Regions from separate parts of the Homo sapiens genome. Here region 1 is linked to region 2. Evidence: chromatin contacts called from ENCODE Hi-C data. All regions are on one chromosome and are shown on one strand. The core of a region is the stretch at or near the end of the contact, and the rest is flanking DNA. Distances in the headings are between cores, read along the strand shown.

Region 1 (5,144 bases), core at 1,923-4,422, 160 kb before region 2:
TGACTTTCAATTCATACCTCTGATATGAGTCATTGAGTGCTCTGATTCTTAGTTTATTTGTGCTGCTTTCAGTAAAATGGATTGAATGTGGGGTTATCCAACCATGGTGTGGTGCCTTGCTGCCTCTGACACGGGGCTGATGAGATCTGAGTGCTTGGCACTATCTTACAGGAATGTCAAAATCAGATTTGGTCGGTAGCCAGCTTTCTACCTTCTCTGGAACATGGAGAGAACATCTGGGAAAAAGCTCAACTTATTACCCACAGCCCCAGACATTCCCATACCACCTCATCTCTCAGAACCTGACTCCACCCTGCTAACTGGCCTTGTGTACCGCTTCCATAGCTGACCATGGTCACGAACCTGCTTTAACATCTTATCTTTGTCTTAGAGGCGTTATACAGAATCATGGCTCAATTTTTCAAAGCTCACAACAAAACCACAATATCTATTTCTAAATTAAAAATTCAGATTTCCAGACTTCCCTAGCTACTGTATCTTCTCCCTCTCTTTTGGAGAAATTGTCTTTCAACATCTCCTCCAGAGTTGAGAGTTTTAAACCCATCCTCCGGGACAGGCTTCAGGGGTTCTCTGAATCCTCTTTCACATTCTGTGTAAACTTCTCTGTGTTTATGAGCCTTTGTCTATATTTCTGGAGGGAAGGCCCACCTGTTTATCAGATACTCATAGTGACCCTAAGGCCTCTCATGGGTTAAAAAATCTGTTACAGAGATTTCCCATGATTTTGAAGGCAGAAAGGATCTGAGATAGTGCTTAATTGAAACTCTCATTTCACATACAGGGAAACTGAGGCCCATAGAGATATAATTCTTTTTCTCAGACCAGTGCAACAAGGTAGTGACATCATAGCATGGGAGTCCAGAAGCAAAAATTTGATATTTTTTAAACTTGTAAATACCTTCCATTGTTCCTCATCTCACCTAAGATTGGATTCTGGGAAGCCTGGTAATTTGTGCACAGGGAGTAAGGAGGTTAGATGACTGTCTTTTGGAAGAACTGTTTTTCTCCTTTGCTTTTTTGGTAATTTACTCTGAAAGCTGGTAGGTATTTTATTTCCAGACTTGTTCAGAAAATCCTGTTCACGCTGTTAAAGTCTTTGCCCATGCAAATACCCAGTGCTGTTCTTGGCCAGCAGGAACCGTCACACTGGGACGTTGCTCCATTGTGCGTGTGTGCACGTTTCCAGGCATGTGCGCAAGTGTGCACTTGGTAATGCAATTGCAAAGCAAACTGCAAATGCCCATAATAGGAATCAAGAGAAAAGTCTCAAGTTAGACTTTTGTTTAACACTTGGCTTCCTAGAAGTTTGTAAAGAAGGTGTCTGTTTAGGGAAAGCCTTATTAAGCCTGGATGGTTGCCCTTAGCAAATGAAAGTGTTGACTAAACCTTGCTCTCTGTTGTGAAATGTAAGTCTAGTGAAATTCAAACACATTGTAAATTTACTAATCAGCTGTAATCAAAGTAGAGGGATATAAATACTCCCAGAGGGTGGCTCCCTGTGAGGACAACTGATGAGGTGACTTGGGAGGCCGTGGGTGGCTCTTAGGAGAGTTAAGGATGTCCATGGCCATCCCTGCTCCAGCATGAGCCTGTGTTTGTATGAAAGCACAGACTCCAAAACATCCTAGAAGATAGCTGAGAGAACACCTAGAATGAAACTTGTATTTTACCAGAAAACTAAGCCAAGGTCCCTAGAGAAATGGCTTTGCTTAGGCTTCACACTGTGGCTCAATGGCAGGTCAGAGACGAGGGCCCCACACCTCGGTGTCTAGCCAGGGATCTGGCCCTAGCACCGTGTTGCTGAGTCATGTCGGGCTGCCTAGGGGATGTCGCAGAAGGAGCTCCTGGAGGACACATGCGTTCATCATCTGCTCAAAACTGCACAGCAGGTGAATGGTGACATTGACACATCAGAAAAATAACAGACTGCTTGGAGGGCGACGTGCTAAGCACTTAACGGGAATTATCTTAGTAAGTCTTTACGCCACTGTGATGAAGTAGGTAGCGTTCTCATAATTGCCATTTTACAGATGAGGACACTGAGGTTCTGGGAGGTTAAGAAACTTGCCCAAATGATGTAGTAGGTGGCCAAGCTGGAATTCCAAAGCAAGGATTTGTAAAGATTATGCTAATCAAAACTCCCACTGCCCTTGTCTGTTTTTGTTCTTCCCCTAAAGCATACCTACGTTTTCTTGTCTCAGGGAGCATGATGTGTGAAGGACTTTGGTTCTCATTGGCCAGAGACACCGAGTCCATCTCAGTCTGAAGTCCTGGGATCTGAGATTCCCTGAGTGTGTGGATTCCCTGCTAGGCAGGATGCAGTTTGACTGACGAGTTCCTTTTCTTTTATTTTCTTCTATTTAGCGACTTGCTTTTCCTGATATCCTCTTTTAGGAGGCTGTTAGGCCCCTGGGCCAGAGGCCTTTTATAGCACCCAAAAAATTGCCTTGTAGCAATCTGACAATTTTTTATAATAATTTGGGTCTTATTTCTAAATACAGTAACAATTTGGGGTCTTTTGTGTTATTTTTGTGTTTTGGCTCACCATCATTCAGTTTGGATTTTGTTGTGTGAAGTTCCCCAACTCCTGGCCTATTTCCATCCACCCTTTTATTCATGGGATAAATAGTAACTGTGTACCTACCCCCAGAACCTCCTATGACAAGGCACCCTAGGGCTCAGAGTAAGTTGTCTTCCCCCCCCCCTTTTTTTGACTATTGATAACACAAATAAAGCTGCAATAACTATCTTGGTTGAGACACAGCTTTCTAAATGCTTGTCGATAGCTTGCTGGTGTACGACCTTAGTTTTTACCGCGTCCCTGCCTTGACCACCCATCCTGCCCTCAAGAGGACACAGGGCTCCTCTCTGGGAAGATCCAGGGTTGGCAGAAAGGAAAGATTTCCTTCTTGACTTGTGATATGGCCTCTGTGCCAGGCCCTGTGCTAGGCCCTGGGAATGGAGTGGGGAGCGAGGCTCAGCCCTGTCCTCTGGACAGCCTGGACTGGCTCTCTGCATCTTACATTTGATTTTTAACAACAGTAGGAGAGGATGAACGCTGGAGAGGAACAGAAACCAGAGATCTGGGCTTGCAGCCCTCCCTGTTAACCTCGACACGGCCCCCTGTGTCCTCTTGGTTTCCTGTCCCTCACCACAAGAAGCAGTGTTCAAATCGGTTTCTAGATGGCTCCGATGTGGCCACGTTTGGGTGGGTCTGGTGCATGTTGGCTCAGCTGGGAACATGCCAGTGTTTGGGGGTTGTTGTTGTGCAAGCCTGAGGGCCGGCTCACTGCACGAGGTCAGGGTGTCCTGGTGGGCCTTGTTCTGCTTTGTGATGACAGCAGCCCTCCAAGACGGTCAAGCTTGACCATATAAATTACCGTATAAATAACCATGATGGGTATGAATGACTCACTTAATGATTTCATTTCTGTATTTCACACCTTTTGGTGCTACCATGCTATGCATTGAGGGTCCAGGATGTGTAAGGCACTAGCACAGCACCTGAGATATTTTTGAGTGGTGGGGCAGAGAATGTGGTACAAAAAGATGAATGAGGCTGGATGCAGTGGCTCACGCCTGTAATCACAGTGCTTTGGGAGGCTGAGTGGGGAGTATTGCTTGAGGCCAGGAGTTTGAGACAGCACTGAGGGTCCAGGATGTGTAAGGCACTAGTACAGCACCTGAGATATTTCTGAGTGGTGGGACAGAGAATATGGTACAAAAAGATGAATGAGACTGGATGCAGTGGCTCACGCCTGTAATCACAGTGCTTTGGGAGGCTGAGGGGGGAGGATCGCTTGAGGCCAGGAGTTTGAGACCAGCCTGGTCAACACAGCAAGATTCTGTTTCTTACATTAAAAACAGCAACAACAACAACAACAACAACAACAACAAACAACCACCCATGAACAAGATCTAAGGAGTGCAGGGAAGGCAGTGGGTGCCTCTCAGCACACAGTGAGGCTGGTGCGCTGAGAGGTTTCCCCTCATTGGGATTTCTTTGTTCTCTTTGCTATTCCTCCCATTCAAGCAACCCTTTCTCTGCTCTTCCCTAGGTAAGGGGTGTGAGAGCAGAAAGACAAGCAGTCCTCTTTCGGCTGCAGTGACCATTGGGGTGCTCTGCCCAGGTCTCCCCGCTAGCTGCAGTGACAGTTGATGATGGCCATGGCAGAGCCCGCACTGGATGCCCCCTCCTGCTGCAGGGAATGGCCTCTTTTCAGGTCATATCCCCCAGGTTCTGAAACTGACCGAGGAAGGAACGCAAAGGCTCGGCCCTCTTGCCTCAACTTGGGACAACTCTGATGGGCCGTCCCAGCTCGAGAGCGCCACTTAGGATTGGCTGGGGGTGGCTCCAAGTGTAGCCTCGTTGCAGCCAGCTTCAGCTTCTGCAGCATCCTGCCTTTCTCACTTCTTTACAGGAGAATCTCCCGAGAACACCCTCTGATCAGCACTCTGCATGCAATTTCCATCTCAGACTCTGTTTCTAGGAAGACTTTCAGGCAGCTGACACTGGACGTGGTTGTGAGTTGCAGGCCCTAATGAAAAATTGGAGAGGAAGCAGGTGGCCGGCTGATGAAATGATAACCAGAAGGCCTGTGGGCTTGGGTGGCTGAGGCTGAGGCTACTGAGTGTTGAAGAGAGAGAGGCAGAGGCGCAGGATGACTCATCACTGGTTTCAGGCAAACTGTGAAAGCCAGAGCACTTCCTTGGCAGCATTTAAGAAAACCCCGATGATCTGCAGCTGGAAGGCAGGTTGGCTGGAGGACCAGTCTGAACCCTGAGTAGGTTAAGTTCTCAGTCCTTCAGACACAGGGCTCTAATGGGAAAGAGGTGAGACCCTTACACTTAGGGTGGGAGCCCTGGACAGTTGGGAACCCTGAACACTTACATGCCCCTGAGTCCCCTGGGCCTGCAGAAATGGCCTATTTCTCATGTCATGTAGAAGATTGTAGACTGCTTGAACCTGGGAGGCGGAGCTTGCAGTGAGCCCAGATTGCACCATTGCACTCCAGCCTGGGCAACAGAGCGAGACTCGGTCAAAAAAAAAAAAAAAAAAAAGCAAGACTTTCCTTTTCTGAAGATCATACAGAGGTCTCAAATGAGGTAGGTATCATACAAGA
Region 2 (5,026 bases), core at 2,512-5,011:
GCATCATCTGAGATTGCACAGCTTGGCCCCTTGCTTTGGCCAGGATTCCACTCAGCCCCTCTGCATTCTGCACTTGCCTGAGTTTCCTGTCCTGACAGGAAACCTGCTCTCCTCCTGTTGCTGACCTTCTGAGGCTGGCTGTCCAGCTTCCTGGGCTTCCTGCTATTGTATGTTGTAGCCGCAACTTGACAAAAACCCAGCCTTCCAAGTTGATACCTGGTCCATCTCCCAGTGGTTAAGACTACCCCTGCTAACATCCTCAGCTTAGCTGCATTCAACTTTTGCCTATATCACTACAATAACCTTCTCATTGCTCTTTTCTTATTCGCTCTTTTTTCTTATTGCAGTAAAATATACATAACGTAAAGATTACCGTTTTGTTTTGTTTTGTTTTGTTTTGTTTTAAGTTGGATTCTCGCTCTGTTGCCCAGCCTGGAGTGCAGTGGCGTGATCTTGGCTTACTGCATCCTCCACCTCCTGGGTTCAGGCCATTCTCCTGCCTCAGCCTCCCAAGTAGCTGGGACTACAGGCACCCACCACCATGCCTGGCTAATTTTTTTTGTATTTTCAGTAGAGACAGGGTTTCACCGTGTTAGCCAGGATGGTCTCAATCTCCTGACCTCATGATCTGCCTGCCTCGGCCTCCCAAAGTGCTGGGATTACAGGCATGAGCCACTGCGCCCGGCCAAGGTTACTGTTTTAACTGTGTTGAAGTGTAGAGTTCAGTGATGCCTTAAGCGCACTCACAGTGTTGTATAACCATCACCGTTCTCTAGTTTCCGAATTTTCATCATCCTATATTTCAAGCCCATACTCATTAAGTCACCACTCACCATTCTTCTGTCTCCTCGGCCTCTGGCAATCACAAATCGGCTTTCTGTCTGTGGATTTGCCTGTTCCGGGTGTGGCATGTAAATGGAGTGATATGATATGTGGGCTTTCATATCTGGCTTCTTTCATTGAACATAATAGTCTCAAGGTTCATGCAGCATGTATTAGTGCTGTATTTCTTTTTATGTCTGAGTAATATTCCATTGCATGGATATGCCACATTTTGTTTGTCCATTCATGGATTGATGAACATTTGGGTTTTTCCCACCTTCTGGCTGTTGTGAGTAGGACTGCTATGAACGTGGGTGGATAAGGTTTTGTTTGAATCTCATCTGCTTCTGCCTCCCACAACTCTCTTTTCCATAGGGCAAAATAGCCTTTTAGAAGAGATACCTGCTCTTTTCACCCCTTTGCCTAAACTTCAGTGGCTTCCCTTGTCTTACAGGATAAAATTGAAACTTATGCATGTGTTCTGCAGGGCCTTGCCAGTGCTGGCTTTTGCCCGGCGCCCCAGCCTGAGCCTCTCTCCTCCCTGCTTTGCGTATCTCGGCCACTGGGCACTTTTTTCAGTTTCTGGACTACAGTGGGCTTCCACTGCCTCTGGCCTGCCCCACATCTTTTTCAACTCAGCCTATAAAGTTCTCTGGATTCTTTTCCACCAAACTCAATCTTAATCACTCTTTAGATTTCAACTAAAAATTTCACTTTCTAGGGCAGCGTTTAACGACCTCCTGACTACATCCAGTCCCCCTGTTTTGCGTTTGCTCACAGCCTGCCCTTCTCCTTTGTAGCAAGTGTCACAATTGCGATGTAAGTGATTAATTGTGCATTCCCCAAAAAGTAAGACCAGGAGGGCTGATACTTGTCTTGTACACAGCTATAAATCCAGCATGCAGCTGGATTTCCTTAGACTTAGTACGTGCTCAACGTCAATTCGTCCAGTGTTGAGGGAGGCCAGCCCCTAGCCACACAGCCACCTTTGCTGGTCTCTGGCCTGGCTAGTCTTCCACACCTCCGCACGGATGTGCTCTGCACAGTGTGGGGCAGGAGCAGGGAGGCCCTGGGTCCTGTGGGGAATTTGGGGAATGTGCATGATTTCCTGTGAGAGGCATGCAGACGGCAATGTTCCCATGTTCTGTGATAGCTGCAAGGTGAGAGGTGCGGTCTTTTACTCAGAGACTGGAAAATAAGATGAAGGTGCCATGTGGGAAAATTGCTTTCATCTGGCTCATGACTGTTTTTTGTTAAGCAGAGGAACGCCAGCCCAAGCAAAAGCTAAGAATATACGATGGCTGAAATTTATTAAGCTTCAGGCCAATGTTCATACATTTGAAATGATGTCAGAGCTCAGAAGACAGAATCACTTAATCTCCTACAGAAGACTGAGAAAAGTTAGTACCCCATAGAAGATCAGTTCCAGGATTTTCCTCCTGGAACAAACACGGGGTGATTAAGGTATAGTTGTCTCTAGCAGAACGAGGGCAGTGGTAACCAGATTTGACACAGTCCCACAGACACCACGGTGGAGACTCCAGCTGGGCCACACTTTCATATGGAAAGAATGGATCTCCACAGGTGACTGAGCACTGTACGGAGACAGCATGTGGAGGGCTTCACTCAGGGGTGGTGTCCTGGGGCAAAGTGGGCTGCTGAACACCGGGCATGGGGTGAGCAAGGAAGGTCCAGCTAGACAGGTTCCCACTGGAGCCAGCCTTTGGGATTCCTGACTCTTCTGCAGCCCACAGGTATATATAGACTATTTTTTTTTTGACAGAGTCTCTTTCTGCTGCCACCCAGGCTGAAGTGCAGTGGCAAAATCTCGGCTCACTGCAACCTCCACCTCCCAGGTGTGAGTGATTCTTCACCTCAGCCACCCAAGTAGCTGAGATTACAGGCATGTGCCAGCATACCTGGTTAATTTTTGTGTTTTTAGTAGAGATGGGGTTTTGCCATGTTGGCCAGGCTGGTCCCGAACTCCTGACCTCAAGTGATCTGCCTGCCTCTGCCTCTCAAAGTGCTGGGATTACAGGTGTGTGTCACCATGCCCGGCCAGGTATATATAAACTCAGAAGGAGGAGCTTGCCTTGGTTAGGCATGTTTCCTAGAAAAGGTTTTGGTGAGGAGACGTTAATGATGAAGCAGTAATTGTCTTTTGGAATGGTGTTTGTCATCTGCTGTGTATGCCCCATGCCAGGTGCTGGGCTGCATTCCACACGTGCATCATTCCTGAGTCCCCACGGTGACCATCCCAGGTCAGTGCTCTGATCAGCCCCATTGTAGGGATGGAACCAAACTTGGAGAGAGTAAAGAACTTGTCCAAGAATATTGACTTAATAAGTGACAGAGGTAGGATTCAAACCTAGGTTTGTTAACCATACGGTGAGTTGGTGCTCTTTTGGAAGCTTGGGAACAGGCTTAGGAGCCCTTAGGATTCTGTCCTGTGCAGCAGGAAGGAATTATATATGGTGAAATAGAGAAATCCATCATCATCAGTGTCCCCAAAGAACCAGAAGCAGATTCCTTAAGATGCATGCACATACGCACACACGCATACACATACACGTCTACACACCCACATCTACACACACGCCCAAGCCAAAAACCAAAACAGACGAGCTAGAACTCTTGACAGCCATGCCTTCCTCTCAGCCACAAAGGGCTTGGTGAATTGGTTTGAGTTGATGTTCAGGCTGGTATTATGTGGCCAAACTAAGTATATAGTCATCCTTTTGGGTTCTGTTTCCTGGAAATACATTTCTGGTTCAGTGTTATAACATCACCCACTTGATAATATCAGAAAGAGATGGTTCGTTTTCAGCAGTTCCCTTTATACAGCCTCATGCCAAAATAAGGAATACCATGCTGAAATTCACAGGAAGGTGGCATAGCTCAGGGTTTATGAACACAAGTTCCTGGAATGACTGCCCAGGCCAAATTCCAATTGCACTACGTATTGCTGTGTGACTCAGGGCTAGTGACTTAAACAATCTGTGTTTTCCTTTCTGCTTCTGTAAGTCAGGGTAAAGATGGTACCTTCCTGTGATCATTAATTTTATGTGTCCACTTGGCTAGGCTATGATACCCAGATATTTGGTTAAATACAAGTCTGGATGTTTCCGTGAAGGTAGTTTAAGATGAGATTAACATTTAAATCAGTGGACTTTTGGTAAAGCAGATGACCCTCCATAGTGTGGGTGGGACTCATCCAGTAAGCTGAAAACCTTAAGAGAAAAAGACTGACGTGCCCCGAGGAAGAGGGGATTCTGCCTCCAGACTGCTTTTGGACTCAAGCTGCAACATCAACTTCTCCCTGAGTCTTCAGCCTGCATGCCTGCCCTGCAGGTTATGGACTTGCAGCCCCTAAAATCACATAAGTCAATTTTTTAAGACCAATCTCTATCTCTCTCTGATATTATACATATATATGTATATGTATGCAGACTGCACGTCCTGAGTTTAATATAATTACTAACGCGATGGACACTGCTCTAGGGCCTTCACATGTAGCAACTCATTTAACCCTCAAAATAACACAATAAGGGAGTGTTGTGGTCAGACTTCCCCAAAAACAGAACCAATAGGAAATATATATACATATATGTATATTTTTATATACACACACACATATATATGCATGTATATGTATGCATATCTATGTACACACATAATATACATACATGTATGTGTGTATATGTATGTGTGTGTGTGTGTGTGTGCATATGTATATGAATGCACCTAGCTAGAAAGACCTAGCTAAAGGCAGGAACCTTGGGCAGCATGTCAGGAATCTGACAGAAACATGCAGAAAGCCAGGAGAATCTCAACCTCTTCTCTATGACTCTGCCTTTTCTCTATCTCTTTCTCCTTGGCATATTACAAAGGCTGTGTGATATAATACCCAATAGGAAAGTGTAGTGGTCAGGCTCCCTCAGAAACAGAACCAACAGGAGATACATATATAGACACACACACACACACACACACACACACACACACACACGTGTATGTGTGTATATATATATCATATTATCATATGTATGTGTGTATGTATGTATATGTGTATATGTATGTGTGTATATCCACACATATATACACATGAACATATATGTATGTGTGTAAATGTATGTGTATATATTATATGTATGTGTGTATATATGTGTGGATATATACACACACATATATACACATATACACA

The links. Hi-C counts contacts between places; a loop is a spot of excess contacts on that map. Pooled maps may share reads with other maps.
Region 1: a map of IMR-90 shows a loop between it and region 2 (1.8-fold over the local background). The contact joins two enhancer-like sites. A Hi-C loop is called at or near these places in 1 of 168 maps with a recorded cell type or tissue (IMR-90), 8 of 37 single-sample maps with no recorded cell type and 11 of 50 pooled maps.

Annotation. Positions count from the first base shown.
Region 1 is chr2:8,301,724-8,306,867 of GRCh38, reverse strand. All of the region lies in intron 2 of LINC00299 (long intergenic non-protein coding RNA 299), which reads left to right. Among named protein-coding and RNA genes, the nearest start is that of LINC00299, 24 kb to the left of the region's middle. RefSeq lists enhancers at 2,771-2,990, 4,477-4,536. Within about 2 kb of position 3,172, at least 17 of the 41 ENCODE cell types and tissues checked have a DNase peak (open chromatin) inside an H3K27ac peak, as active enhancers do.
Region 2 is chr2:8,147,191-8,152,216 of GRCh38, reverse strand. The region is part of intron 7 of LINC00299 (long intergenic non-protein coding RNA 299); the gene reads left to right. Among named protein-coding and RNA genes, the nearest start is that of LINC00298, 170 kb to the right of the region's middle. RefSeq lists enhancers at 1,352-1,852, 1,853-2,353. Within about 2 kb of position 3,761, at least 5 of the 41 ENCODE cell types and tissues checked have a DNase peak (open chromatin) inside an H3K27ac peak, as active enhancers do.